Regions from separate parts of the Homo sapiens genome. Here all the other regions are linked to region 6. Evidence: chromatin loops called from intact Hi-C (ENCODE). Cell type or tissue: endothelial cell of umbilical vein. All regions are shown on one strand. Region 1 overlaps ESR2 (estrogen receptor 2). Region 2 overlaps SYNE2 (spectrin repeat containing nuclear envelope protein 2). Region 3 holds the start of SYNE2 (spectrin repeat containing nuclear envelope protein 2). Region 4 has its middle 54 kb from the start of SYNE2. Region 5 overlaps SYNE2 (spectrin repeat containing nuclear envelope protein 2). Region 6 holds the start of ESR2 (estrogen receptor 2). Region 7 overlaps SYNE2 (spectrin repeat containing nuclear envelope protein 2).

Region 1 (4,000 bases), 62 kb after region 6:
TCAGGCATGCGAGGTACGCGCCCTAAGGAGCTGCTCTGCTTGGGCTTGGGATGGGATTATGTGCTCCACGGAGGGTGAAGTGATTTGGGAAAAGTGTCTGCAAGTTAAGGAAAATGAATGCCTGAAAGGGAATGGGGAATTTGTCAGTTCACACACCTGTAAGCAAAGATGGGCACAGAGTGGGCATGGAAGGAATGTCATGTGGTATCTTACAGGCTCTGCATGGCAGCCAGTGGTGGCTCATGGGTTTTTCAATTGCTGGGGTTTATAGCCTGTTTATGGAGTCCTAAAAGGGGCAGTTCCTCCCCTAACACGAACTGCCACCCCTGTTTACACCACCCAGGGCTGAGGCCCTGAGGCCACTTTTTGTGGAGAGGCTAAGACCCGCTCCCCTAGATGGCCCCTCGAGCTGGTGATGCGAAGAAGTGCACAAATGCTTCCCTAAGAGTTGTTCTTTCGGTGGCATCAGGAAATTAAGGATAAGACTTAAGAGAAGTGGTGGACCCAGCAGATTTAGGAAGGCAGGGCTGTAGGTAGGGCATGTTTCTGATCAGGAAACGTAATTGTGTGTGCTGATGAAGAGGGTGTGCAGTGGTGGCTACTGTTGGTACAATGATGCTCAGTGCTTGGTGTCACCCACGATGAGGGTAGCCTTGCCCTGGAGCTGGAGGAGGGGAGGGGAGGGTGGAAGGTAATTAACTGGTCACTGAGGAGGCAAGTCTAGAGGCTGTGGAGAAGGACAATATACACCTCGAGAATCTTAAGTGAGATGAAGACCTCTGCCTTTCCCCTTTAATGATTGCTCAGCACATAGCCATTTGCAGAACAGATCCTGTGTTTGTAGATTCCTTCATTGTGAATTTATCTGCTTGCTAAAATTTATTTGTAACCCCAAAATCAATATTTGTGGTGTTTTTGAGGTCATGAACAGAGTGGCAGAAATTTTGAGTTGCCCTTTATGTACAGTCCCAGCTGAGATGGAACAAGCAGCTGCTCTCATACTGTCAACAAGTGTCCTTTACTTGGTCTACTTAGTGCCATGGTTTTACATTTTTGTGCTTTTGGTGACTTCACTGTTTAAAATGCCCCCCTGGTGTGGTGCTGAAGACCTGTCTAGTGTTCCTCGGTGTGAAAAAGCTGTGATGTGCCTTATGGAGAAAGTATGTGTTAAGCTTTGCTCGGGTGTGAGTTATAGTGCTGCTGGCCATGAGTTCAATGTTAATGAGTCAATGGTATTTATCACATAAGGCATCTTTAGAAAGAAACACACATAAAACAAGGTTTTGTATTGATCAGCTGATGAAGATGTGGCCAGAGGCTTGCAGGAACCTAACCCTGTATTTCCCCTATGAGTGAGGATTCAGTGTTCACAGTGACTTTACGGAACATAATTACCGCAAACAATGAGGATTGATTGTCCTATGTGTCAGGCCATTGTAGGTGTGTGGTGGGACACAGAGGCTGACAAGACATCGTCCTTGCCCTTGAGCCTAAATTATCAGGGGGAGCTGGATGCACGAGCCATGGATAAATGGGCTGGGGGAAGAGTGGGTTTAGGGGTGGGGTAGACTGGCTCTGAGCAAAGAGAGCCGGGGAAGGCTTCGGGGTTCCTGTGGCTGCCTCGGAGGAGGGAATCTCAGCACCTTTTTGTCCCCATAGTAACAAGGGCATGGAACATCTGCTCAACATGAAGTGCAAAAATGTGGTCCCAGTGTATGACCTGCTGCTGGAGATGCTGAATGCCCACGTGCTTCGCGGGTGCAAGTCCTCCATCACGGGGTCCGAGTGCAGCCCGGCAGAGGACAGTAAAAGCAAAGAGGGCTCCCAGAACCCACAGTCTCAGTGACGCCTGGCCCTGAGGTGAACTGGCCCACAGAGGTCACAGGCTGAAGCGTGAACTCCAGTGTGTCAGGAGCCTGGGCTTCATCTTTCTGCTGTGTGGTCCCTCATTTGGTGATGGCAGGCTTGGTCATGTACCATCCTTCCCTCCACCTTCCCAACTCTCAGGAGTCGGTGTGAGGAAGCCATAGTTTCCCTTGTTAGCAGAGGGCACATTTGAATGCAGCGTTTCCACACTCAATGGCCTCATAGGATCTCAGTGTGGTCTTTCTTACTTTCCTTCTTCCTTCCTCCCCTTTGTGAAACATCTTAAAGGTTTTGGAATGAATGGTGGAAATCTGACTTGGAAGGGCTGCGAATCAGAAAGGGGAGAGGAAGTGACACGCTTACAGAAGTGGGCTAACCCTTCTTGTGTGGCACACACTACCCTTCCCTCTGAGAGTTGACCTTTGCTGTTTTCCGGACCACTCCATTGTAAGATTGAAAACCCCTGTGGCAATTGCGTACTTACCTCCCAGGCCTGTGGGGACTGATCATATCATATGATGCTTATTCTGTCAAAGGCCAGAGGGACTGTGGTTAAGCTGGGATGTGAGTCATGTTCTCTCCCTGACCTTGCTGCCAGCTGCACACAGATTTGTCCCTCTCGATTTGTATTCACAGAGCCTGCCAATAATTTGGGGTATGTGTGTATGAGCGTGTGATCATTTTCATGCAGGACTGTGGGAGATACAAATCTCGCTGCTTCTGGAGCTGCTCTTCCTTAAACCTGTTGTCCCATGGGGCCAGCGTGGGTGCTGGAGAAAGGCCGTGTTTGCAGGAATGGGGTTCTCTCCTGTGGGTGTGGGTGACAGCCACAGTGTTTCCCTGGGGCAATGTGGATGCAGTTTCCATCTTGTACAACCTCATAAGTAGCAGCCACAATTGCCCCATCAGTCACCACAAGTAGTCAGGGATACTTTGGGCTGTGGATGTGTGCAGTGTGCTGTTTTATGGATGGATGAGTAGCTATGCACCCCAGTGTGTCAGCTCTGGGGCCACACTGTATAGCCTTGATGAGTACGCCCCTTGAACAAGACCCAGTTTGTGAACTCTCCTTAAAGAGAAATATTTAGGGATAATTATTTATAGCAAGAAAGAATTCTTTTACACTTGAGAGCTCTTTTAAAAATATTTTCTTATTGGAAAATTTATATGGTGGGCAGGGTGAAAAAGAAACAGTAAAAATATTAGTTCTTATTCCAAGTGGAACATAAATAGGACATGAAGAAGGGCACCTCTGAAATGACAACTTTAACTCACCTTTTAAAAGATGTGAAATTTCCAGTTTTGGATACACGGTGAATATGTAAAATGAGTAACAGCATACTATGGAAGCCAGCAATTAAATAATCATGTTTCATTATTGCAGTAACGTTTTAAACAATTACCTTGTGATATGATATTAAATATATTTTCTTTTTGAAAATATGTTCACTTTGGGTAGCACATCCTGTATTTACTAAGTCATTAGGAAGACTGCATTCAGTGTTACCAAGACTGGTTTTTGCTAGTAAGACCTCGAATAATCCATAATTTTGATATTGGTGCAATTTTACTATAAGTTGAGCTTAGCTGTTTCAGAAATGCTTGGACAAGTACCTAGAGAACACACTGATGTCTGTGTTCTGAGGCAGTCTGAAGTTATTCTTAGAGACTCAGTTACAGCTTTAGTAAGATTTAGTACAGGCAGGATAAGCTTGGTTTCATAGGAACCAGGGAACCAGTGTTAGTGTCAGCTTCTTTCCTCCTGGTCAGCCTAGAATCCCCCACTCCCAATAGAGGGGTTTGGAAGCTGGAGAGTAGGAAGTAAGAGGCAAAGAAGGCAGCCTTCAGCAACTCATTATCTGCCAGTGAAATTCTATTAAATGTATTTTTAAAAGAGATTACCAGGTAACAAAAACATAAAAAACCAAAACAAGGCCAGATGTGGTGGCTCACGCCTGTAATCCCAGCACTTTGGGAGGCCGAGGTGGGCGAACCACTTGAGCCCATGAGTTTGACTCCAGGCTGGGCAACATGGAAACCCTGTCCTACAAAAGATACAAAAATTAGCCAGGCGTGGTGGTGCAGGCCTGTAGTTCCAGCTACCTGGGAGGCTGAGGTGGGAGGATCACCTGAG
Region 2 (4,000 bases), 160 kb after region 6:
AGGCAGATTAGAAACATATTCTGATAATGATATGCATCACCAGCAAATTTTCTTATTTTATTGTATGTCCTCCTATGTTGATCAGTCCTAACATTCAGAATATCATGACGTTAATAAGGATTATATCATGTTTTATACCATGATGCTCCTGGCATTTTCTAGGACTCTCTTCATTACAGCTCAGCAAGAACAGTGAGGATTTTAGGCCAGATGTGGTGGCTCATGCCTGTAATCCCAGCACTTTGGGAGGCCGAAAAAGGTGGATTGCCTGAGGTCAGGAGTTCGAGACCAGCCTGAAAAACATGGTAAAACCCTGTCTCTACTAAAAAATACAGAAAATACCCAGGCATGGTGGCAGGCGCCTGTAGTCCCAGCTACTCAGGAGGCTGAGGCAGGAGAATCGCCTGAACCCAAGAGGTGGAGGTTGCAGTGAGCCGAGATTGCGCCACTGTACTCCAGCCTGGGCGACAGAGCAAGACTCTGTCTCAAATAAAAAAAAAAATAATAATAATAATGAGGAAGTCTAAAGCATTCTTTATTTCTTATTACAGCTACACAAAAGTATACCCAATGAAGGAACAGAGATTTTTATCCATCAAATGTCTTCTATAAATTTGTTTATATTAAAAATATAGGTCAGGCACAGTGGCTCACTTCTGTAATCCCAGCACTTTGGGGTAACAAGGTGGGAGGATGGCTTGAGCCCAGGAATTTGAGACCAGCCTGGGCAACATGGAAAAACCCCATTTCTACAAAAAATACAAAAATTAGCAGGGCGTGGTGGCATGTGCTGTGGTTCCAGGTACTTGGGAGGCTGAGGTGGGAAGATTACTTGAGCCCAGGAGGTCAAGGCTGCAGTGAGCCACGATCACGCCACTGCACTCCAGCCTGGGTGACACAGTGAGACCCTGTCTCAAAAAATAAATAAAATTACATACACACACACACACACACACACACACACACACACCATACATACACACACACACACACACACACACACAACCAGCATTTGTATAAGCTGTATAACAACAAACTGCTGCTGGCTGAACACCCAACGTATTTGCCCGAGGTAGTGAAAATATTCAAACAATATTCTGCCCTTCTTGTAACTTTTAAACTGCCTTAGATTAAGATGCAGGGATGAGAATGATGTTTAAATGTTCTATGTTCTCCTCCTTCCTCACACGGTTCAAGATTATACCAACTAAGCACAACAAATTCTCCAAAGAACTCAAAAGCCTATTTCAAACTATTCTGTTAGCTAAAATCATTTAATTTTTTTAATTTTAAAACTTTTGGAAAGAGCAATATCATGGTATAAAGGTAACCTATATATTATTTTATAACATAATTCCTAGCTTCTATAGAAATGTGTAAACTAGCTGGGTGCAGTGGCTTACACCTGTAATCCCAGCACTTTGGGAAGCTGAGGCAGGAGGACTGCTTGAGGCTAGGAGCTTGAGACCACCCTGGGCAACAATGTGAGACCCCATCTCTACAAAAAATTTTATAAAATTAGCCATGCACGGTGGCCTATGCCTGTAGTCACACCAACTTGGGAGGCTGAGGCAGGAGGATCGCTTGAGTCCAGGAGTTCAAGGTTGCAGTGAGCTATGATAGTGCTGCTGCACTCCATGCACTCCAGCCTGGGTGACAGTGCAAGACCTTGCCTCCTTAAAAACAAAAAAGAAAAGAAAAGAAAAGAAAAGAAAAAACGATCACAGCAAACTGATTACATGTTATACTGTGTCTAGCAAACCATCAGAGATTCTACATCGCGTTTAGCCCAGAAGAGGGACCCAACTGCTTTAGACTGCCCAAGAAAAAACAGCATAAGGTGGGTTGCAGGTAAAATTTAGTTGACTACAGAATCCCCGAGGTCTTTCTTCACAGCACAATATGAAGCCAATCCACCCCCAAAAAGGCTGACCTGAGCAGATGCTTGAGAAGAGCTTGCAGCCTGTGGAGCTCATGGTCAATTTTCTTGTTCAGGGACAACCACTGCTCTTCCAGTTTTGCGATCTGGCCCTCTAATTCAGGACAGCTCACAGACGCCACCAACTGTTTGCCTTCGTTCAGAGTTTGGTAAAGCCGGGCGTGTTTTCCACCAATGTTTCTTTTTATTTGCTAATAAAAAGTAAAGTCATAGAATGAATTATTTAGAAAATAAAGTCTGCCAAGCTATTCACAAATACTGCATTTAAAACTGACATTTGTGTCCACTGATAAAACAGTAACACTTTCCCAACATTCAAGACTATATAGTCTGACTGGATGCATGATTAATGGTTTATTGGTTACCTTTCATGATAGGTGTCCAATCTTGCATTTCTAGAGCACAGATTCAACTTTGTAGACTTACTGGCTGGATGCAGTGGCTCATACCTGTAATCCCAGCACTTTGGGAGGCTGAGGCAGGCAGATCACCTGAGGTCTGCAGTTCGAGACCAGGCTGACCAACATGGTGAAACCTCCTCTCTACTAAAAATACAAAAAATTAGCTAGGTGTGGTGGCGCATGCCTGTAATCCCAGCTACTTGGGAGGCTGAGGCGGGACTTGGTGGCGCACACCTGTAATCCCAGCTAGCCAGGAGGCTGAGGCAGGAGAATTGCTGGAACCCAGGAGGTAGAGGCTGCAGTGAGCTGAGATTGTGCCACTGCACTCCAGCCTGAGCGACAGAGCGAGACTGTGTCAAAACAAAACAAAACAAAACAAACCAACCAACCAACCCAAATCAACTTTATAGACTTATTGCATACAAACAAAAAACAAGCTGGCAGTCATTAGGCCATGCTGAGCTCACAGATAGGTTTTGTGTGACCTTAAGATCAGTTTGAAAAATCAGGAAATCTTACCTAATAATCAGGATTGCCAGTGTCTGTGGGAAAACTGGAAGACCTAGCAATTGTTGGTCTGCATCTCATGTGGCAAAGGGCGGCTGTAACTGAGCAGCAGCTGCTGGCTCTAGGAGAGCCTACTCCCTCTCCTTTTCCCTTGGCTCAGTCCCCACCACCCCTCTGATTGCAGAGCCAGTAGGGTTTCCTTATTTCTATTCTGCCCCCGAAAGCACTTCAGATGGTGACTTAGATATGAAGAGGATAAATAAAATAGTATTTCTCTATTATCCATGAGATGCGAATACTAGGCAGAAAAATTCATTTCCAGGGTCTTCTACTGAATATAAAGATTCAGTAGAGAGAAAGGAAGAAAACTTTAGAAAAATAAATTAAAACAGCGTATCATTAATCCAACTTCACGGAAAGAAAAATGAAATTCTTTGAAGAGAAGTCTGTCTAAAGGTAATTATCTAACACAGCTGGATTCAGCTAATGCCATTTATCCTGACACCTGTTTAATCTTAAAAAATAAATTATTAACAAAACAGAAGGTTTGCTATTTTCAAATTAAGTTAAGCCTTTTAAATCATTACCAAAAAATTCCACGTCCATAGCCCTTTCCACCACTCCCATTTGTAATCCCCTCCCCCCCGTGTCTGAGCATCTGTATTAAAAGAAAAAAAAATCAGTCTAATTTTCTAAGTGAAGTGCTAGATTCTTCACCTTTAAAACATCTCTGAAAAGTCTTAATTCACCCCCCAATTTTTTTTTTTTTTTTTTTTTTTTGAGATGAAGTCTCGCTCTGTCACCCAGGCTGGAGTACAGTGGCGCTATCTCAGCTCACTGCAGCCTCCGACTCCCGGGTTCCAGCGATTCTCCTGCCTAAGTCTCCCAAGTAGCTGGGATTATAGGCACGTGCCACCACACCCAGCTAATTTTTGTATTTTTAGTAGAGATGGGGTTTTACCATATTGGCTAGGCTGGTCTCAAACTCCTGACCTCAGGTTATCCACCCACCTCGGCCTCCTAAGGTGCTAGGATTACAGGCATGAGCCACCACGCCCAGCCTAATTCACCGATTGTATGCATGGGATACAGTCTGTGCACGAGTAACTAGGCTGAGCCAGCATTTGAACACAGGTTTGTTGACTTCAAAGGC
Region 3 (4,000 bases), 440 kb after region 6:
AACATGGCTAGCTCCTTCTCATCTTCAAGTCTCAGTTAAATGTCACTTCCACCTAGAGGCCTTCTCACCAGTATTCTAGGAGGCCTTGGTTATTCCATGTCCCAGCACTCTGTTATACCCTTCTTTCCACTCAACACTCATTCAAGTTATTGAGGACCTGCTATACGCCAGTTACCGTTCCAGATTCTGAAGGTGTAACAGTGAATAAAACAGCTGTGATACAGTTCTGAAGGATATAAAATCTCCCGAAAAAGACAGACAATAAACAAGCAACATATGATATAGCCATAAGTGCTACGGAGGAAAAATAACAACTTATGAAAGGAGGAATGGGAGTCGCGAGGATGGCTGTGATTTTAAATTTGGAGGTTAGTGAAGGCTCACTGACAAAATAACATCAAGTAAAGAAGTGAAGGGGGTCAGATCAACAAGAGCCATTAGAGATATGGGAGCTAGGGACAGGGGGTCATTCCAGGCAGCGCACAACAAGTCCAAAGGCCCTCATGCAGCAAGAAAGCTGGTTTGGCTGTAGACACTCGAGTAGGGAGGAGAGCAACAGATAAGATAGGAAAGTCACAGCATGGAGAGGCAGGGAAGCCAAAAGAGGTTGTTCTGGGAGCCACTGTCAGGTCTTTGCCATTCACTCAGAGAGACATAGGAAGCCAATGGAGGGTTTTGAACAGAAGAATGATGTGATATGATTTACCTTTCAAAAGCTGCTATTAGTTTAGCAATATATTTTATTTCCTGCCTAGATTCCCCACCTAGATAAGGGCAGGAATCACGACTGTCTTGTGCACCACTATCGCCCCAACACCCAGCACAATACATTGTAGGTACTCAATAAATACTTATAGATGAAAAAGGTAAAAAGGTAATCTATGTAAAATATCTACTGGTATAAAATAAGCATTCTATAAGGAGTAACTATTATTATTCAGATCTCCAGAAGCCAGCACAGTGGCTGGTATATGTAGGAGTTTGAGTAAATGAATAAATAACTTTGTGAAATTATTGAAAATATATATTTAAAACATATAAGTAATGAAAAATATAATAATGAAAAATGAACCAATTGCTTTTCACCCGTTCCCTTATTAAAATGTGATTCATTCAGTTTTTAAATTTTACATTAACTCTCACCTTATGCTAGTGAGAGCACTACTCAGAATAACCTCATTGTGACTCAGTTCTCTAAACATTCTGTAATATCCTACAACACAATTAACACGAATCCACTGAAATGCTAAAAAATTTCTAATTAGGTAAATTTATTCACATGATTTTTCAAACAATTTTAAGGCTAGCTGACCAAAAGTGGTTTGAGTTTGATTTTTTAAAAATTCAGATAAGCTTTGTTAATTCAAACATGTGGACAAAGACCTAAACATTTCCACTTTTTACTTATTTTGACATCTCCATTCTTCACCACGAAAAAACTTAATGAGGATTACACCTGTTCCCACCGCCCCAGGGGGCTGGCCGGGCTAAAGCCGTTCAGTAATTATCTCAGGAAAAGCCCTTAAGAGTCTCCACAGCTTTCCAGAAAGACAACTTGGAGAAGGAGTCATGCATTAAAGCATGAAAACACACCAAATATTCATCCCATAAAAGCTGAACACTCTCCTCTGAACATGTTTACGATGTCTCAGTGGCAGGTACTGGAGTGGTGAGAAGGCCAGGTGTAGCCCGGCATGGTTTAATTGTATTCCCCAACTCTAAAAATGATCGAACCCATCCTAGCATAGCCAAATAGTATCTGCAACGAAGCCTTCGGACTTCTAGAAAAGCACACAAAAGTTGCTTCAAATAAAACAAACTCAAAAAAAAAAAAAAAAGTGATGCCAAGTGTGGAGCGGCTTGAAAGAACCCTCACGGGTTGGCTCCGACTTGCTGGTGCTTGTACACAACCGTGCCTGCGGCGTCCAGCTCAGACGCTCCCTTTCACGGAGGGAGGGGGAAATAACTTTCGGAAACAGCAGGCTTCCACAAACGCGAATGCTACACAGGACTTCTCAGCCTCAATCAAATAAGGCGCTAATGTTCCCAGCAGCACTGATTCCATACACAGCCCCCGCCCCGCCCTTTTCAACAGAAGAAAAATAACCTAAGGAGGAGAAGGTGCCACCGTCAGACCCTAAAGGCAATTTCAGACAACAAAGACCCCAAGCAATCAAAATGGAATTATAATCCCGGCCGTCGGAGCGCCCCCCCGCCCCCGCGGAGGCGCTAGGCTGCCGCACCCGCCGCCGCCCCTCCAGTGCCCGGGCCGCCCGTCCCCGCGCCCTCTCCAGCCCCGGTGCGCCCCGACCCGCGGGTTCCCGGGTCCCCGGGGCGAGCACCGCACCGCTCACGATCCTGCAATCTCTGCGCCGCGGCTGTCCGCCTTCCAGCTCACGCGGCGTTCAAAATCTTTCCCGCCCAGGCGTGACGCGAGGAATGAAAACAATCAGCGGCCCCCGAGGGCCGGGGCCTGGGCCCGGGAGGGGGCGGCCGGGGCACCCGGGCACAGCCTCCCGCGCAGCGCCTGCCCGAGCCGGGCGGACCGGCGGGCTGGGGCCCGGAGGTGACACAAAGAACCCAGAGAGACAAACGCCACCCGCTGGCGCTCGCTCCAATCCCCGGAGCGCCCCGCCCGCTGACAAGTTTACGGCGCCCTCCGCGCACCCCGCTCTCCCCACCCGAGCAAAGTTTCCTGTGGCCCGGCTCGGACCCCGGCATCGGGTCGGTTCCCGTCTCCCGCCGCCCCCGCCCCCGGCTCAGAGACCTTTCCCTCTCTCGCCCCCGCCCCTTCCCCTCCCTCCCACTCTCTCCGGGGCGCACCGGGGTGCTGGGGCCCCGCGGCCGCGCTCACCCACCGTCCGCCCGGCCGAGGGGCAAGGGCGCGGGCCGGGGCCGCCCGAGGTCGGCGCCCCGCTTGCCTGGCTCTCTGGATCGCGCCTTTTGCTCGCTCTCCCTCTCGCTTTTTCAGGTCCGGCCGAAGGCTCTGGGCGCAGCTGAGCGCGCTCCGCTCCTTGGCGCTCGGAAAGCGGCAAACCACGCCCCGCGCCTTCCCCGCCCGCCGCCCGCCTCCGGGTCCCGCGCTCGCCCCTCGGCGGCCAGTGTAGAGCGCGCCCGCCAGCGCCGGGGCGGAGCAGCAGGCCCCGCCGCAGCCCGGGGCGGGCAACTTTCTCCCCGTCTTTTGGGACATCAGAGGTGGTGTGAGGGAGAGACCACCTCGCAATGCAGGTTCGCGACCCTTTTCTTACCCGGGGCTGGGTGAACAGGAGCCACAAGCTCCCTCAAAAAGCTCTTCTGGAGGATTTCAGGAGGGGTCTTCTCCAACACCCGTAGATTCCTGGGTCTTGGAAGTAGGAGTTAGAGAGCAGATCTGCGATTAGCTACCAGACCATGAGCAAGTCATTTCACCCCGCGGGCTCTTTGTAAAACGAGGACTTTGGATTCGAAGGCCTTTAAAATCTGGATCCGTATTTCGTAGTGTGGTCCGGATCTTGGGGTCACCTGGAGAGAAGGGGAGGCGTTTGTTAATGCAGATAACTGGGTTCCTCCTTCCCCTTGGATGAGGGGAAGTGGAGAGCTGTCTCAGTCGTCCGACCTGACATACATCATCCAGGTCTGAAAACTCACTGCGAACTGCATCCTTGGAACTGCGTCTTGCAGGTGCCAGTTTGATTTTCCAGCCCATAATCAGTCCCTTTGGACCCAGGATGATGCCACTTGACACCCACTTACCTCTAGCGCTGTGATTACCGTATTACTAAGGCACTTGAAGTTCCAAATAAAAGGCGCACCTCACTATTATTACATTAAAAAGCAGCGGATTTTCAATATTTCTCTATTGAGTTTCTATCACAATCAAATTTAACTTTTTCATTTTTTAGACAGGGTCTCACTCTGTCGCCCAGGCTGGAGTACAGTGGCGCGATCTAAACTCACTGCAGCCTCTACCTCCTGGTCTCAAGATATCCTCCAGCCTCAACCCCCCCCCCCCATTTCATCC
Region 4 (4,000 bases), 500 kb after region 6:
TTTTTAAATTTTATTTCTCCGTAAGTTATTGGGGTACAGGTGGTATTTGGTTACATGAGTAAGTTCTTTAGTGGAGATTTGTGAGAATCTGGTGCACCCATCACCCAAGCAGTATACACTGCACCGTATTTGTTGTCTTTTTTATGAGTAACCTTTTGACTCTGCATTAAGAAACCCTTTCTGCTCTCTGTGTAGCATGTGTCATATCTGGCAGGCACTCTGCAAGAATCCCACTGTGCTCCCATCTGTTATACTTCCATATAACTTCAGGCATAGAGCTCAAAAACAATTTTCTAAAGAGATTTTTATTTCTATTTTGTTAATAAATACAACAGGGAAAGAAAAAGAATATGCTTACTTATCTTCATAATTCCTTGAATAGAGAAATGTTTAACATTATCATTTATTTTATTTTTTAACTTTTTAGGTTTGGGGGTCCCTGTGAAGGTTTGTTACATAGGTAAACTCATGTCACAGGGGTTTGTTGTACAGATTGTTTCATCACTCGGGTATTAAGCCCAGTACCCAATGCTTATCTTTTCTGCTCCTCTCCCTCCTCCCAGATTCCACCCTCAAGTAGATCACAGTGTCTGCTTCCTTCTTTGTGTTCATAAGTTCTCATCATTTAGCTCCCACTTACAAGTGAGAAAATGTGGTATTTGGTTTTCTGTTCCTGCATTAGTTTGCTAGGAATAATGGCCTCCAGCTCCATCCATGTTCCCACAAAATACATGATCTTTTTCTTTTTTATGGCTACAAAACATTCTAGTTTTTGAACTGAAGTATTATTATGGCTGGGTGCGGTGGCTCATGCCTATAATCCCAGCACTTTCAGAGGCCAAGGCAGGCGGATCAGTTGAGGTCAGGAGTTTTGAGACTAGCCTGGCAGACATGGTGAAACCTAGTCTCTACTAAAATACAAAATTAGAGAGAAACCCCATCTGTACTAAAAATACAAAAGATCCCAGCTCTTTGGGAGGCTCACACCTGTGATCCCACCACTTTGGGTGGCAGATGCCTGTAATTCCAGCTACTCAGGAGGCTGAGGCTGAAGAATCACTTGAACGTGGGAGGCAGAGGTTGCAGTGAGCTGGAGCACCACTGTACTCCAGCCTGGGCAACAGAAGGAGACTCCGTCTCAAAAAAAAAACCAAAAAACCTATTATTATACTTTCTGTAAGAAAATCAGAGACTAATTGCCTTTCATCCTCAGAAGAAAGCTTGTTCTAGGATGGAAACATAACACAGGTCACAGAGTTAAAGGGCTCACCAAAAGAACCTCAAATGAACAGGCTAACAGGAAAATTAAGAGTTTTTGTTTGTTTGTTTTTTAACTAGAGTTCTTATTTTAAAAGTGTCATTCTCTAGGAGACTTTGGATGCGTCTAGATCTTCTTGCCAAATCTTCAATTCTGTACAACAAATTCCTTCCTGATGTCCCGTTGAAGGAAATTATCTGAGGATAAGATCAGTCTGGATCATCTGGCAGTATCTTCTATTAGAGCGAAAGAAAGATGCCATCCCAGGGCTAAAAGAATTTAACTTTCATATTATAAAAGTGAAAGTTCATTTTTCAAGTGCGACACTGACATCTACTGGAAGAAATACTTGAGTAATTTACCAAATAAACGAAACATTTTTGTTTTTGTCAATTAGAAAAACAAAAAGTCTTTTTTGTTTGTTTGTTTTTGAGACAGAGTCTCTCTCTGTCGCCCAGGCTGGAGTGCAGTGGCTCACTGCCAGCTCTGCCTCCCAGGTTCACGCCATTCTCCTGCCTCAACCTCCAGAGTAGCTGGGACTACAGGCGCCCGCCACCACGCCCGGCTAAATTTTTTTGTTTTGTTTTGTTTTTTTAGTAGAGACGGGGTTTCACTGTGTTGCCCAGGATGGTCTCGATCTGACCTCGTGATCCACTTGCCTCAGCCTCCCAAAGTGCTGGGATTATAGGCATGAGCCACCGCGCCCGGCCAAAAAAAAAAAAAAAAAAGTTTTAAAACATTTATTGGCAGGGTGCTGTGGCTCATGCCTGTAATCCCAGCACTTTGAGAGACTTAGGCGGGCAGATCACTTGAGGTCAGGAGTTCAAGATCAGCCTGGCCAACATGGCAAAACCCCGTCTCTACTAAAAATACGAAAATTAGCCAGGCATGGTGGTGCATGCCTGTAATCCCAGCTACTTGGGAGGCTGAGACAGAAGAATTGCTTGAACCCGGGAGGTGGAGGTTGCAGTGAGCAGAGATTGCGCCACTGCACTCCAGGCTGGATGACAGAGCGAAAGTCTGTCTCATAAAAACAAAACAAAACAAAGCACATTTGTCCTTTAAGTGTTTGTTTCCTAAATACAGGTCAGTGCCATTGATAGAAAAGGTTTCCAGCATCTATATTTAGAAAATGTTCTTGGTGACTTGTGTGAGCAGGACCCTGGGACCCATGAAGAGTTGTTCAGCAGGATATCGGGTCATCTCTGGCATCCACAGAACCCATTTGGACAAGCGAACAAGGCCTGTTCCTACCCACCTTTTTTCCCTCCATTAGAACTCTCATGAATTGTTTTGACAGTAGCCATACAGATGGGTGTTGCTCTAATCATACCTCTTAAACATGCTTGGAGATAATAGTGAAATAATATCTCTTAGACCCCAGGGTAGAGTCCAGAAAATAGGAGAAGGAGATTAAAGTAAGGTTTTCAGGCCAGGCGTGGTGGCTCATGCCTGTAATCTCAGCACTTTGGGAGACCAAGGCAGGTGGATCACTTGAGGTCAGGAGTTTGAGACTAGGCTGGCCAACATGGTGAAACCCCGTGTCTACTAAAAATACAAAAATTAGCTGGGTATGGTGGTACATGCCTGTAGTACTAGCTACTCGAGAGGCTGAGGCAGGAGGGTTGCTTGAGCCTAGGAGGCGGAGGTTGTAGTGAGCCGAGACCATACCACTGCATTCCAGCCTGGGAGACAGGAGAGAAATACTGTCTCAAAAAAAAAAAAGAAAAAAAAAAAAACAAGTTAAGGTTTCTAGATAAGACGTATGCAAGAAAGCTAGATGCAGAGGGTCACACCTGTAATTCTTGCACTTTGGGAGGACAGGGTGGGAAGATTGTTTGAGTTTAGGAGTTTGAGACGATCCTGGGCAACATAGTGAGACCTTATCTCTAGTTGAAAAAACAAACAACCAAAAAAACAGCTGAGCGTGGTGGTGTGCACCCATAGTCACAGATACTTAGGAGGCTGAGATGGGATGACTGCTTGAGCCCAGGAGATGGAGGCTGCAGTGAGCTGCACTTTATCCTGGGTGACAGAGCAAGACCTTGCCTCAAAAAATATAGATGCAAGAAAAGAGGTGTTTAATATGCTAACCTAGATCAAATAAAACAAATATATTGAATATATCTAGCCACTGAATAAGTTCTGAATTGTTCTTTGTTCTTTTTCAAGTTTAGTTTTGCTAAGAAGTCCTAGCAAATTGCCCTGTCCCTCTGTGGAATACATGACTGGTTCTAATGTTTAGAAGAATCCTGATGGCTAGAAAAATCTCTCACTTCTTCAGTGTCTACTATGAGCAAGGTATTGTGCTAAGATTTTGCATGCATTAATTCATACTGTGTTTCACACATACAATCCTGATGTGTAGAAATTATTACATCTGGCTGGGCGTGGTGGCTCACACCTGTAATCCCATCGCTTTGGGAGGCCAAGGCGGGTGGATCACTTGTGGTCAGGAGTTCGAGACCAGGCTGGCCAACATGGCGAAACCCCGTCTCTACTGAAAATACAAAAATTAGCCGGGTGTGGTGGCGCATGCCTGTAATCCCAGCTACTCAGAAGGCTGAGACAGGAGAATTGCTTGAACCCAAGAGGTGGAGGTTGCAGTGAGCAGGTTGCATCTGTTTTTATAGATAAGAAATTAGGCTCCAAACAAGTTGAATAACTTGTCAACATCAAATGGTTAAGTAGCAGAGTCAGAGACCAAATCTCAATTATTATTATTATTTTTTTGAGACTGAG
Region 5 (4,000 bases), 230 kb after region 6:
ACTCACTGTGAAGATTTCTACGCGTCTTAACAGGACCACATTCTCTGCTGCCTCTGCCAGTTTGTTCTGCAATTTTTTGCACACAGACTTACTGGCTAATTGCCAATACTATTACCTTGCTCTGTTCCAAGCGCTCTAAAGCTTCTCTGTAAGACAGTGGCAACGAGGACATGGACTGTCCAAGAACTGTCTCCATTTTGCTGAGGTTAGTGTAAATATCCTCTTCCATTTTTCTATAGCATTTGTAATTCTCAAGATACCTAGTGAGTCACAGTTAGAAAAAAAGTGGTATTAAATTTTATTTAACACAATAAATTCAAAATTTCCCAGAATAAATATTCCACACTTAATTTTTAAGAAAAGATATGACAACTTTCGTTTTTGCTAGGCAATGCATTTTAAAATGTTTTCCAAGAAGTTTTTATTCCCAAAGGGACCTGCATATGGGTTTAAATGCAAACTTGAAAAGGAAGCAAGGGCCGTCCTCTAAAATGAAGATTTTTTTTTTTTAAAGTTCACTTCAGTAAAATGAAAACTGCATTCTCAAACACACTGATGAGCTGTAAATTGGTACAATTCTTGTGGAAAACCACTTAGTCTTAAAACTATTCCCATCTTTGACCCATTAATGCAGCTTCTGCAATTTACCTTAAGAACTGTATCCTAAACATATAGAGCTTATCCTAAATCTTTTGCACAGTAAAACATCTTTACTCACTAGACTATTAATTAAAACATCACACATTGGAATACCCTTATCTAACAAAGGTATGATTAAGAAATTAAAACAATTCATCGTATACAATATTATAGAGTAATTACATTACTTTTAGAAAGTATTTGTTACAATCAAGAAAAGAACTGTTATAAAATTTTAAAATAAAGCTGGATATTTGATATTTTATATATAGCATATATATTTTAAAACACTAAAATTATGCATACAAAAACAGACACAGCCTAAATCCCCCATTGAATGTAACTAAAAACTCTATATCAAATTATTCTTAAAAAACAACTCTTAAAACGCATGAATAAATTGACAAGGAATTAGGGAGTCAAACTGTAAAATGGAAATATACAGAAATAGGCAAAGTTGTAGGACCAGTTTTTTGCCTTGAGGGCACTTGAGTTTCAATTTTCTTTGATTCCTACTGAAAGGTGGGGGACAGACCATAAAGCTGGGAGCCAATCCCAGGATGGGTGTCTAATAGAAAACTCCCTCTGCAAGAATATTTGTAACACATATAACTATAAAGGACCACTCTCTAAAATATAGAATTCCTAGAAATCAGTAAGAAAAAACCACCAATAAAATTGGGTTAAGGCTTAAATAAGCATTTTACAGAAGAGAAAACATGAATGACCAATAAGCATTCAAAAAAAGAGATCAAACTAATTAGCAGTAACAGAAGTGCAAATTAAAACCACGATGAAATACCTCTTCTTACTCATCAGATTGGCAAAAATTGAGTCTCACAATATCAAATGTTGGCAAGGATATGGGACAATTGGAATACTTATATGCTGCTGGTTTGAGTGGAAATTGGCAAAATCATTTGGCATTAAAAATGTAAGATGTACATAACCTTTTGTTCTGAATGATCACACTCCTAGATATTTACCCAAGGGAAGTTATTACACTTAAAAATTTTCCCAAGTAGCACTGTTTCTGAATGCAAAAACTGGGAGCAATCCAAATGTCCATCAATAGCTAAGTAAATAAATTTTACTAAGAACATGAATAAACCTCAGAGTCATAATGATGGGTTTGAAAAAATGAAGTGAGGTATGCAGGAGGAGCAAGATGGCTGAATAGAAGCCTCTACTGATCATCCTCCCCACAGGAACACCGAATTTGACACCTATCTCCATACAAAAGCAACTTCATAAAAACCAAAAATTACGAGAGCAATCACAGTAACTAGTTTTTAGTTCATATCTCTGAAAGAGGCATGGAAGAGGATAAAAAAGGCAGTCTTGAATTGCTGATGCCACTCCTCACCCATCCCCCAGCAGCAGCAGCATGGCAGGGAGAAAGAATCCGTGCACGTGGGGGAGGGAAAGCGCAGCAACTGGGGAGCTTTGCATTGGAATGCAGTGCTGCCAACATAGGACAAAACTCAGCCAGCACCCATGAAGCATTTAGACTAGCCCTAGCCAGAGGGCAACTGCCCATCCCAGTGGTTGAAACTAGAATTGCAGCAAGCCTCGCCACCTTGGGCTAAAGTACTCTGGGGTTCTAAATAAACTTGAAAGGTTGTCGAGACCACAGAGACTGCAACTCCTAGGTAAGTCCTAGTGCTGTGCTACAATCAGAGCCAGTGGACTTGTTGGGGCATGTGACCAAGTGAGACACCAGCCAAGGCAGCTAAGGGAGTCCTTGGAATTACCCCTCCTCCAACCTCATGAACCACAGCTCACAGTTCCAAAAGAGACCCCTTCTTTCTACTTGAGGAGAGGGGAGGGAAGAGTAAAGAGGACTTTGCCTTGCAACTTGGATACCAGCTAAGTAGGACTGGGTACTGGGCAGAGTCATGAGGCCCCCATTCCAGGCCCTAGCTCCTAGGTGACATTTCCAGACACACCCTGGGCCAGAAGGGAACCCACTTCCTCGAAGGGAAGGACCCAGCCCTGGCAGGATTCATTGCCTGCTGACTAAAGAGCCCTAGGGCCCTGAATAATCAACAGTGGCAACCAGGTAGTACACACTGTGGGCCTTGGGTGAGACTGAGACATGCTGGCTTCAGGTGGGACTCAGCACATTCACAGCTGTGGTGGCTACCAGGAGAGGCCATTTCTGCTTCAGAAAGCAGAGGAAAGAGTAAAGGAGACTGTCTTGAGCTTAGGTACCAGCTAAGCCACAGTGGGGAAGAGTACTAAGTGAGCTCTTGGCGTCTAGGTATTAGCTCTTGTACAGTATCTCTGGACCCACCCTGGGCCAGAGGAGCGAGCCCACTGTCCTGAATGGTGAGTCTCAGGCCTGGCAGCATTCACCACAAGCCGACTGAAGACCCCTTGAGCCTTTAGTGAACATGAGTAGTACCCTGGCAGTACTTTCTGTGGGCCTGTAGTGGTGGTGGACATGGGGAAAGGGGAGACAAGATGTGAAGGACTCTGTCTTGTGGTTTGGGTGCCAGCTCAGCCACAGTAGCACACAGCACCAGGTAGATTCCTAAGGTTTCCAACTCTAGGCAATGGCTCCCAGACAGCATATCTGAACTCACCTAGGTGCGGGGCAACTCGCCACCCTTAAGGGAAGGACACAAGCCTGGCTGGCTTCATCTCCTGTTGATTGTAGAGCCCAAGGGCCTTGAGCAAACGTAGGCAATAGCCAGATACTGTTTACAGAGGGCCTTGGGCAAGGCCCAGTGCTGATGCTGTGCTGACTTCAGGTCTGATTCAGTACACTCTCTGTAGTGGTTGCCACAAGGGTGCTTGTGTCACCCCTACCCCAGCTCTAGGCAGCTCAACACAGAGATTCTGTTTGTTTGGGAGAAAGTGAGGGAAAACAACAAGAGTCTCTGCCTCTTAATCCAGAGAATTACTCCAGATCTTATACAAGACCACCAAGGTGGTAGCTCTATGACTCTGCAAAAACCACAACATTATTAGGCTTGGGGTATCCTGTAAGCAGATATGACTACCGCGACCAAAAACTTAGATCGCAACACTCAAGTCTCTTAGAATACCTGGAAAGCCTGCCCAAGAAGGACAGGTACAAGCAATCCCAGATTGTGACTTAAATAAATACCTGACACTTCAATGCCCAGACACTGACAAACATCCACAAGCATCAAGACCATCCATGAAAACATGACTTCACCAAACAAACTAAATAAGTCACCAGGAACCAATTTCAGAGAGAGAAATATGTGACCTTTCAGACAGAGAATTCAAAATAGCTGTTTTGAGGAAAATCAAAGAAATTCAAGATAACAGAGAAGGAATTAAAAATCCTATCAGATACGTTTAACAACGTGATTGAAATAATTAGAAA
Region 6 (4,000 bases):
CAAAAGATGACTTAATGGTGACAATTTCAATCCCCATTGTAGGATATTTTGGAGACAGGCAGTCCTTTCAATGTCATATGTGGGTGCTTCCTTAGGCAGGTCAGGGGTGAGGTGGAAATGAGGCTGGGACCCTGCTCACTTATATAGCAGGCATCGTTCTCAATACCAGGCTTCAGGGGGCTTTTTGGTCTAGCCATTGGTATGAACTGCCTCAAGAATAATCCCTTCATCATTGTGGTCACAATTCAGGTAGAATTGGAATAATCATCCTCTCCACTCTGCATTAAACCAGGCAAAGTTTCCATCTCTGGGTACCATTGTCTTTCTTGATGGACAGGGTGAGTCAGAAGGAAACTTACTCACTCCCATTCATTTTCTGCTTATTATTTCCTGCAGTGAGGTTTCCTTGTATAATAAACAGCTTCTGTGGGTGTTTGAGCTGCTCTGAAAAGAGAACATGCTGTTCCTGTGTGTAGAATGCCTTCTGAAGGAAGCATCACAGTGAACACAGAGCAGAAGCTTGGCACACAGGTGGCAGAAGTTTGTCTGCAGTGTTCTGCATAGAGCAGAGAGTCAAGCCATTTTCATTCTGATTGATTGGAGGCATGGTATGGAGGTAAATGGGTCCTTGGCCTCTCTCCTGGATTCAAGTCCTTCTTAGCCACTGATAGGTCATGTGACCATAGGGAGGTTGTTTAACCTTCCTGAACATTCATTTTCTCAAGTATAAAATGGGGGTAATAGAATTTGCCTTATAGGCTTGCGTATAAAATAAGAATTATTGAGAGAAAGCGGGGCATAAATGTCCAATAAGCGGTAGCTGTCTATGAAGCCACTGTTGTTACTGGGTTCCTTTCTCACTAGGTGGCTTCAGGTAGCTGACAGAAGCTCTGTGAGCCTCAATTTCCTCACTGGAAAAGTGGAGTCAATATCTCACTGAGCTGGTGTGAGGATTAAATGAGATGCTGTGCAGGTGCTTAGCACAGCGTCAGGTATGATGTTAATATTGATAGATGCATTTTCTTCACCCTCACCTATCTTTTTCTGCCTGTTGGCTTATGGTTGAAATTCCTTCATGACGGTTTCCATTTCCAGAGATATCTTGTTAACAAGTATATACCACCAAATGAAGCTGATTTTTTTTTTTTTTTTTTTTTTTGAGACAGAGTCTCGCTCTGTCGCCCAGGCTGGAATGCAGTGGCGCGATCTTGGCTCACTGCAACCTCCGCCTCCCATGTTCAAGCGATTCTCCTGCCTCAGCCTCCTGAGTAGCTGGGATTACTGGCATGTGCCACCACGTCCAGCCAATTTTTGTATTTTTAGTAGAGACGAGGTTTCACCATGTTGGTCAGGCTGGTCTCAAACTCCTGACCTCGTGATCCACCTGCCTCGGCCTCCCAAAGTGCTGAGATTATAGGTGTGAGCCACCATGCCTGGCCATGAAGCTGATTTTTTTAAACCATCATTTAACATTTTCTCCATAAGGTGGCAAGGAGGAAGAGCATATGGGGACTGGGTACTTTGAGAGACCCCAGGACAGGAGACAGGGAGGCTGAGATTGGCATGTTGTCTGCTGCAGTTATTTGCCAGCGACACACTCTTCCCGTCCAAACTAACTTCTCTGCCTCAAGGACAGGGAGACTCTGCCTTTCAACCTGAGAGAAACCAGGACTCTCAGCTTTAATGAAAATTGGACTTAGGGTGGGGCAGTGGAGACTTTTCACAGCTATTGTTTAGCTGATGAAGCAGATGCTTCTCCATCTTTGGAGCCTGTCTTCATTACCTGTGGACCTCATCTTTATCAACCCAGAGCACACTTGCGTCTCTCTATTTTGGCTAAACACCAAACAGCTGAGGCTGGTACTGTAAAACTTTCCCTCCAAATGCCCCCCCTCGTCTTCCTCTATTAGAGATCTGGATCACAACCCTCAAAAACCATGTCCCTTATGCCACCTGAGTAGATGGTTTGATGATTAATTAGGCACAGATGTGACACTGGGGGGTTCTCACAATGGCCTGTGGGTCACATGCTACTTTCCTTTTCATTTTCATCAGCAACAGCTGCCTTAAAGCCAGTTAAGACTGTGGTCCTAGTCTCGCACCCTGGGGCTCCTGCTGGGGTGGGTGAGGGGAACACCCCATTAAGCTGGGGGAACTGGGGCTGCCACCAGGGGGCGCGAGGGGCCTTCGCCCGAGAAGAGGGGTGGGCAGGTGCCTCCAGCGGAGAAGGGCGCCGTGGCCGGAGGCACAGGTCTCCCCGGTGCCACTTCAAGTGAGTTCGAGGAAGTACCTGGGATCTTTGATCTAACGCGAAAGGCCTTCCCAGTGACCTCTTGAGAGCTGAGAACCCACTCCCTCCACCTCTAGTCCACGGCTTTGCCACTCCAGGGCCCGAGGTTACGTTTGCTGCTGGGGATTTGACAAACCCAAAGCCTCTCTGGTTTCACCACTGGCTCCTTAGAATCAGACATCTGTTCTGAATGACACTTATGTGAGTCAGGGGCTGAGGACGTGATCCTCGAAGTGTGGTCCCCAGACTGGCTGTATCAGTGTCGGCATCCCCCAGGACCTGGTTGGAAATGCATATTCTCAGGCCCTACTCCAGACCTCTTAAATCTGAGACTGGGGCTGCGGGGAGCGCCATCTGTGCGCCACTATCCTTGTGGGTGGACCAGGAGTCGGTTCGAGGGTGCTCCCACTTAGAGGTCACGCGCGGCGTCGGGCGTTCCTGAGACCGTCGGGCTCCCTGGCTCGGTCACGTGGGCTCAGGCACTACTCCCCTCTACCCTCCTCTCGGTCTTTAAAAGGAAGAAGGGGCTTATCGTTAAGTCGCTTGTGATCTTTTCAGTTTCTCCAGCTGCTGGCTTTTTGGACACCCACTCCCCCGCCAGGAGGCAGTTGCAAGCGCGGAGGCTGCGAGAAATAACTGCCTCTTGAAACTTGCAGGGCGAAGAGCAGGCGGCGAGCGCTGGGCCGGGGAGGGACCACCCGAGCTGCGACGGGCTCTGGGGCTGCGGGGCAGGGCTGGCGCCCGGAGCCTGAGCTGCAGGAGGTGCGCTCGCTTTCCTCAACAGGTGGCGGCGGGGCGCGCGCCGGGAGACCCCCCCTAATGCGGGAAAAGCACGTGTCCGCATTTTAGAGAAGGCAAGGCCGGTGTGTTTATCTGCAAGGTAAGCGCCCCTTCGCTCGAGGTGTGGTTTAATTGTCTCATTTTGTTTGAAATCCTGCGGTGAGAAACCAGTCGTGTTGAGAACAATAAAAGACCAAAAAACGATCACCAAAACCAACTGTCCTGAAAGCTACTGGAAAGTTGGAAAATGCATGCTTTGATTAAATGTCTTCATTCAAGACACTGGCAAGTTAACTTATTTAGTTTGTGCCGTGAGCTCTGGGTTGATTGTGCTAATATGAATAACTGAAAAACATTTTATTTCCCTATGGTTTTCCTCGATGGACTTCCCCACTATGGGTGAAATGACAATGGAGTTGAATACACTTTCTGATTGAACTTTGAGGGCCTGGGAAGATGTACACGTCTCAGGCAAGATGATAGGGGTTTTAAAATGTATTAATTGGCATTCCTTAGCCATGTCAGCAAGCTGCGTTCCTCCTTTCCTGGGCAGACCAAGCTAAGCTCTAACTGGTCTCCTTTATTTGCTGAAGAGGAGTCCAACAACTGCCCTCTAACACCCTGCGTGTTATTCTTATTGGAAGGACAATATTAAGTCAAGTGAATGTCATTTTTGTGAAAAAACTTTGAGTGGACTTCTATTTAGGAAGATAAGGTTGATTTAATTTTACTCGCTGTTTAAAAAGCAGGATTGTGTTTTGGTGTGGTAGGCAACATTTTGGAGGACAGACTTTGCCTTATTTTGTTATATTTCTAGTATTTACATGGGCATTCCATTAGAAAGTTTTACTTTTGCTCTAAGTTTCGTAACTCGGTGTCTAGTGAGGGGAAACATGTTTGTAATTTAAAAAGTGAACATGTGAAAGGAAA
Region 7 (4,000 bases), 280 kb after region 6:
TTAAGCAAAAATGTTTGTTCAATTAAATTTAAAAATTTTCATTTAATTGATATACTTCATTTATTTGAACAAACTAAATTTTTTTGCCTGCAAAGAACTTTCTTGTTAAACTAGCACAAGCTTCCACCGGATGATGAGAAAAGAGAGTATACTTTTAGCATTGGCAGAACTATGGGTTTTGTTTTACAGCGAATGGAAGGAGTAAAATAAAGGGAACTAGGCCCACTTTGATATTTCCAAACTTTAATAGTCTCCTGACATTCCAGCCTTCTAGTCTAACTTTTTGCACTTCTGTCTTTCATTAAAGAGAGTAGAACTTTGTCACCATATCCTAGATAAACATCCAGGTTACTACAGTTTTGAAGGACAAAAGTTCTCAGTGGTATCATATTCCAGGCACTGCTGCAAAGCAGGATAAAGATCCATGCTACAGAAATGGACTGTTTGTGAAGATAGTACCTATGTCATCACAAAATTAACTGAAAGTTATGTTAACAATTAGTACTAAAATCTGCTTTTTTAGACAGTTTTTTAAAAACCTGACCAAAGAATTAAACAATAGTGTATTAAAACTTCTATATCTTTCATACAAAATAATAGATTATTTCAAGAAACATATGAAGTACCCATATACTAGAGGTACAATTCTCATTTTAATAAAATAAGGAAAGCTGGGACTGTTGCTTCTTAAAGGTAGTTATAATTATTTTATTAATTTTAAAAATACCTTTTGCAGTTGAGTAAGGAGTACAGACAAAGCAGAGTTTTAATTAATTTTTATTTCTACTATATACACACTTCAAATATGTCTTCAGGGCAGGCAGTTTTACGCAGTGATTGAAACAGTTAAATAACAAGTTTAACATGGTGGATTAAATATATATGTTTGTCTCTGTTTTCTCCCCACATGCTACTTTAATAACAGAAAAGAATTTAAAATGGTACAAACCAACAAGCACACAGAGAATAGAGGATAAGAATACTCTCAGGTAGAAGGTGAGAAGTTGGGAAGCTGGAAAGCTGAAAAATGAGTGGTAACTGACTCACCAAAACTAAAGCTGAAACCTTGGTCTAGGAGGAGACGAGGTAGCGGGGAGGGTGCAGAGAAGCCAATAAGAAGCAAGGCCATTTGTGCCATAGAAACTCAAAAGGCTAGAAATGACTTCAAGGTAATCATTAAGGCAGAAACACAGCCACAAACAGAAAGACTGGATGACATTTTTTAAGAGAAACATATTTAGACTCTCAGGCCCTCCTCCACCCGATTGAATGGAATCCCTCCATACCCACAGAGATTGACTTTCTGGGGAGGCTCTGGACTTGGGGCTGCCAAATACAGCTGAGGACAGAGGTGAGGTCCAGTTATGATAGCCACAGAGGAGCTAACGATGGCAGAAAGACCAAGACCTGGGCCTAGATTCCGATTAGGGAGACTCACCCAGGAATGGAGTCAGCTCCCTGGAGGTGACAAGAAGAAGTTTATTAGTCAGATAAGTAACTTATCTAGAAAGTATAGTTTATAGTTATAAGGTTATACAGTTATGGGGTAGTGGGAAGAGCAGCAGACAGGCCACACGCAGCATGGGGCATCATAACTGACACTTATCAAAACAGGGCTAAGGAAAGGTGCCAGAAGTGAGGAGGATTTGCATGAACAAGAAAAGCTGCAAGTCAAGAGGGACTAGATATCTGGGCAGCATACAAGGAAGGGTCTCAAGGTCTGTTGAATAAGGCAGAGACTTTGATCCTAAAACAAGAGTACAAGGTAGGAGACTGCTATCGGGGACACGGCAGAAGGGTGGCTATGCGAACTGGGACACAAGCCCGAGAGGATCTGGTAAGGCTGAACATGCTGGATTCTCTAAGAACCTAGGAAACCAGAGCTCTTTAAATCTACTGAAAGAGGACAGGACCCTTCTAGATCCCAAGATGAGCCAAATCCAAAAGCTGCCTCCACCAGAGGGAACCAGACAGGTTACATCTAAGCAACTGTGACTATCTGCTCATGGTCTTGACAACTTTGATTAAGTCTGACAAGAAATCAGCTACACAGTCACATACTGTACAGCTGGTATCTAAACAGGGCTGCTTCCGACTGGCCAGCTCTAAGAAACTAAGTCTGAGAAAGTGGGTCCCAGACAAGGGCCATTCCTGACACTCTGGGTGTCATTTGAGCTTCAGGGTTAATAGTTCTAGATAAGGACTAAATTGTCCTATTTAAGCTTTCACTGATGCTGCTCTTGACAACTGGAAAGTTTAATAAAATTGCTTTCCAACCTCCAAGTATATCAAGCAAACTACATTTCACATACTTTTAACACCCTGACAGCACTTTAGCTTAGTACTCGTAAAATCAATAGAAAAAGGCCAGGCGTGGTGACTCATGCCTATAAACCCAGCAATTTGGGAAGCAGAGGCAGGCAGATCACCTCAGGTTAGGAGTTTGAGACCAGCCTGGCCAACACGGCGAAACCCTGTCTCTACTAAAAATACAAAAATTAGCTGGGCGTGTTGTTGCGCACCTGTATTCCCAGCTACTTGAAAGGCTGAGGCAGGAGAATCACAGAGAGGGGAGGGGAGGGAAGAAAGAAACTTTCTGGTGTAGAGTCATATAGTGCAGTATAGTATATTCTTTTCTAACTATTCCATTCTTCTGCCACTCTGGTTGATAACCACATAAAACCATAGAAAATAATGACACCTAGTGTCCAAAAATATTACTCTTCTTAGAATATAAACATAGATGGAGCAAAGTGGTAATAAGCTTGCACATCTTCACAGAAAATCAGTAAATAAAAGCTAATTTTTCCTCACTCTACTAACAACAGAGAGGATTTTCCCACCGTCTTCCTTCTGTCAAGCCTGCAATGAAGGGTCAGGTTCCTTGTAAACAGAAAGTCAGTGCAAAGGCTGTTACAACCTCACAGAGGTGGCAGCAGGGGTGAGCAGAAACACAGCCCCAGCATCAAAACCCAAACAGAAGTGACCCACCATCAACTTGGTGACTGTTTCTTTTTTCCAGCCCTGGTGATGAATACAACAAATTTTTAGATACCTGGTAAAATAGGGTCACTAGTAACTTCTTTTAAACGAAGTTTCAAAAAAGACTTAATCTATAATATCTCTTTACTACCAGGCCTGTCAGTGAGGTCACTGGGCAGTTTTTTCTAATGGAACCTGGACTCACCTCTGCTATCCTTTTCTTCAGGTTCTCCTTTCCCATGTACGAAGCCTGCAGGGAGATGACACTCTCTTCTTTTTGAATCAAAGTTGTCAAGATGCTTTTAAAATTCTGATATTGTTTTAAGAGCTCCAAAACTCTCCCACATTGTTCAAGACTAAGAATAGAAAAATATACAATAGCTAAATGTCCAAAAATAGCAAAACCGTTCTTTCTCTTTGCAAGTATCCCACATAAATGATGAATAAGGTGTAAAGGACTTTTCCTCTTGATGTGGTTCTTAATACTTTTTACCAATTTAACCTAAGAATGATGGCACATCAATATATCTGGCAAATAGATGGCATAATCTCTAGATTAGTACTGTCACTAGGTGAACATTAAAAAGTTACCAGATGTAAGGTCTAGAAAGAAACACAAGATTCATCACCCTAAGGAATCAGCATCTCAATTTCATCATTAACCAAAAGACATCTCAGAAAACAGAGCCCCTTTAACATAACTCTGGCAGATTATTTCAATATTAATTCAGCAAGTCACAGGGTGTTTATATATCTATTCTCTTTTTTTTTTTTTTTTTTTTTTTTGAGACAGAGTCTAGCTCTGTCACCCAAGCTAGAGTGCAGTGGTGTGATCCTGGCTCACTGCAACGTCCGCCTCCTGGATTCAAGCAATTCTCCTGCTTCAGCCTCCCAAGTAGCTAGGATTACAGGCAAGTGCCACCATGCCTGGCTAATTTTTGTATTTTTAGTAGAGAAGGGGTTTCATCATGTTGGCCGGGCTGGTCGTGAACTCCTGACCTCAGGTGATCCACCTGCC

Evidence for each region. Hi-C counts contacts between places; a loop is a spot of excess contacts. Peaks named below come from ENCODE experiments on the same cell type or tissue, not always from the same donor. Only the 100,000 strongest peaks of a DNase experiment are listed, where the experiment ranks them.
Region 1: it touches region 6 in a loop (5-fold over the local background); 14 of 110 quality-filtered maps call a loop at or near these places.
Region 2: it touches region 6 in a loop (11-fold over the local background); 46 of 110 quality-filtered maps call a loop at or near these places.
Region 3: it touches region 6 in a loop (4-fold over the local background); 9 of 110 quality-filtered maps call a loop at or near these places.
Region 4: a loop joins it to region 6, with 10 times the contacts of the local background. A loop is called at or near these places in 85 of 110 quality-filtered maps.
Region 5: it touches region 6 in a loop (6-fold over the local background); 8 of 110 quality-filtered maps call a loop at or near these places.
Region 7: a loop joins it to region 6, with 6 times the contacts of the local background. A loop is called at or near these places in 40 of 110 quality-filtered maps.

What each region holds. Positions count from the first base shown.
Region 1 is chr14:64,230,983-64,234,982 of GRCh38, reverse strand. It overlaps ESR2 (estrogen receptor 2), which reads left to right. Exons shown (of 9, transcript NM_001437.3): 8 at 1-13; 9 at 1,660-4,000. The coding sequence ends at 1,846. LOC124903328 (a long non-coding RNA gene) reads right to left here. Exons shown (of 2, transcript XR_007064205.1): 2 at 1-121. Among named protein-coding and RNA genes, the nearest start is that of ESR2, 61 kb to the left of the region's middle. RefSeq lists an enhancer at 2,503-2,572. In endothelial cell of umbilical vein, no CTCF peak of the experiment used is centred here; a DNase peak (open chromatin) is centred at 2,312; H3K27ac peaks cover 1,511 bases.
Region 2 is chr14:64,135,917-64,139,916 of GRCh38, reverse strand. SYNE2 (spectrin repeat containing nuclear envelope protein 2) reads right to left here. Exons shown (of 116, transcript NM_182914.3): 79 at 1,934-2,130. Among named protein-coding and RNA genes, the nearest start is that of MIR548H1, 43 kb to the right of the region's middle. In endothelial cell of umbilical vein, no CTCF peak of the experiment used is centred here; no DNase peak of the experiment used is centred here.
Region 3 is chr14:63,852,002-63,856,001 of GRCh38, reverse strand. SYNE2 (spectrin repeat containing nuclear envelope protein 2) reads right to left here and starts at 2,998. Exons shown (of 116, transcript NM_182914.3): 1 at 2,859-2,998. RefSeq lists a silencer at 2,228-3,207. In endothelial cell of umbilical vein, no CTCF peak of the experiment used is centred here; DNase peaks (open chromatin) are centred at 1,941 and 3,051; H3K4me3 peaks cover 1,949 bases; H3K27ac peaks cover 933 bases.
Region 4 is chr14:63,797,382-63,801,381 of GRCh38, reverse strand. It overlaps a transcript of SYNE2 not described here. Among named protein-coding and RNA genes, the nearest start is that of SYNE2, 54 kb to the left of the region's middle. In endothelial cell of umbilical vein, a CTCF peak has its summit at 1,598 (motif pointing left); a DNase peak (open chromatin) is centred at 1,561.
Region 5 is chr14:64,059,011-64,063,010 of GRCh38, reverse strand. SYNE2 (spectrin repeat containing nuclear envelope protein 2) reads right to left here. Exons shown (of 116, transcript NM_182914.3): 50 at 116-260. Among named protein-coding and RNA genes, the nearest start is that of MIR548H1, 34 kb to the left of the region's middle. RefSeq lists an enhancer at 2,145-2,740. In endothelial cell of umbilical vein, a CTCF peak has its summit at 2,186; no DNase peak of the experiment used is centred here.
Region 6 is chr14:64,293,203-64,297,202 of GRCh38, reverse strand. It overlaps ESR2 (estrogen receptor 2), which reads left to right and starts at 2,832. Exons shown (of 9, transcript NM_001437.3): 1 at 2,832-3,170. In endothelial cell of umbilical vein, a CTCF peak has its summit at 2,167 (motif pointing right); DNase peaks (open chromatin) are centred at 422, 2,272 and 2,812; H3K4me3 peaks cover 1,063 bases; H3K27ac peaks cover 813 bases; H3K27me3 peaks cover 201 bases.
Region 7 is chr14:64,009,304-64,013,303 of GRCh38, reverse strand. It overlaps SYNE2 (spectrin repeat containing nuclear envelope protein 2), which reads right to left. Exons shown (of 116, transcript NM_182914.3): 32 at 3,188-3,338. Among named protein-coding and RNA genes, the nearest start is that of MIR548H1, 84 kb to the left of the region's middle. In endothelial cell of umbilical vein, no CTCF peak of the experiment used is centred here; no DNase peak of the experiment used is centred here.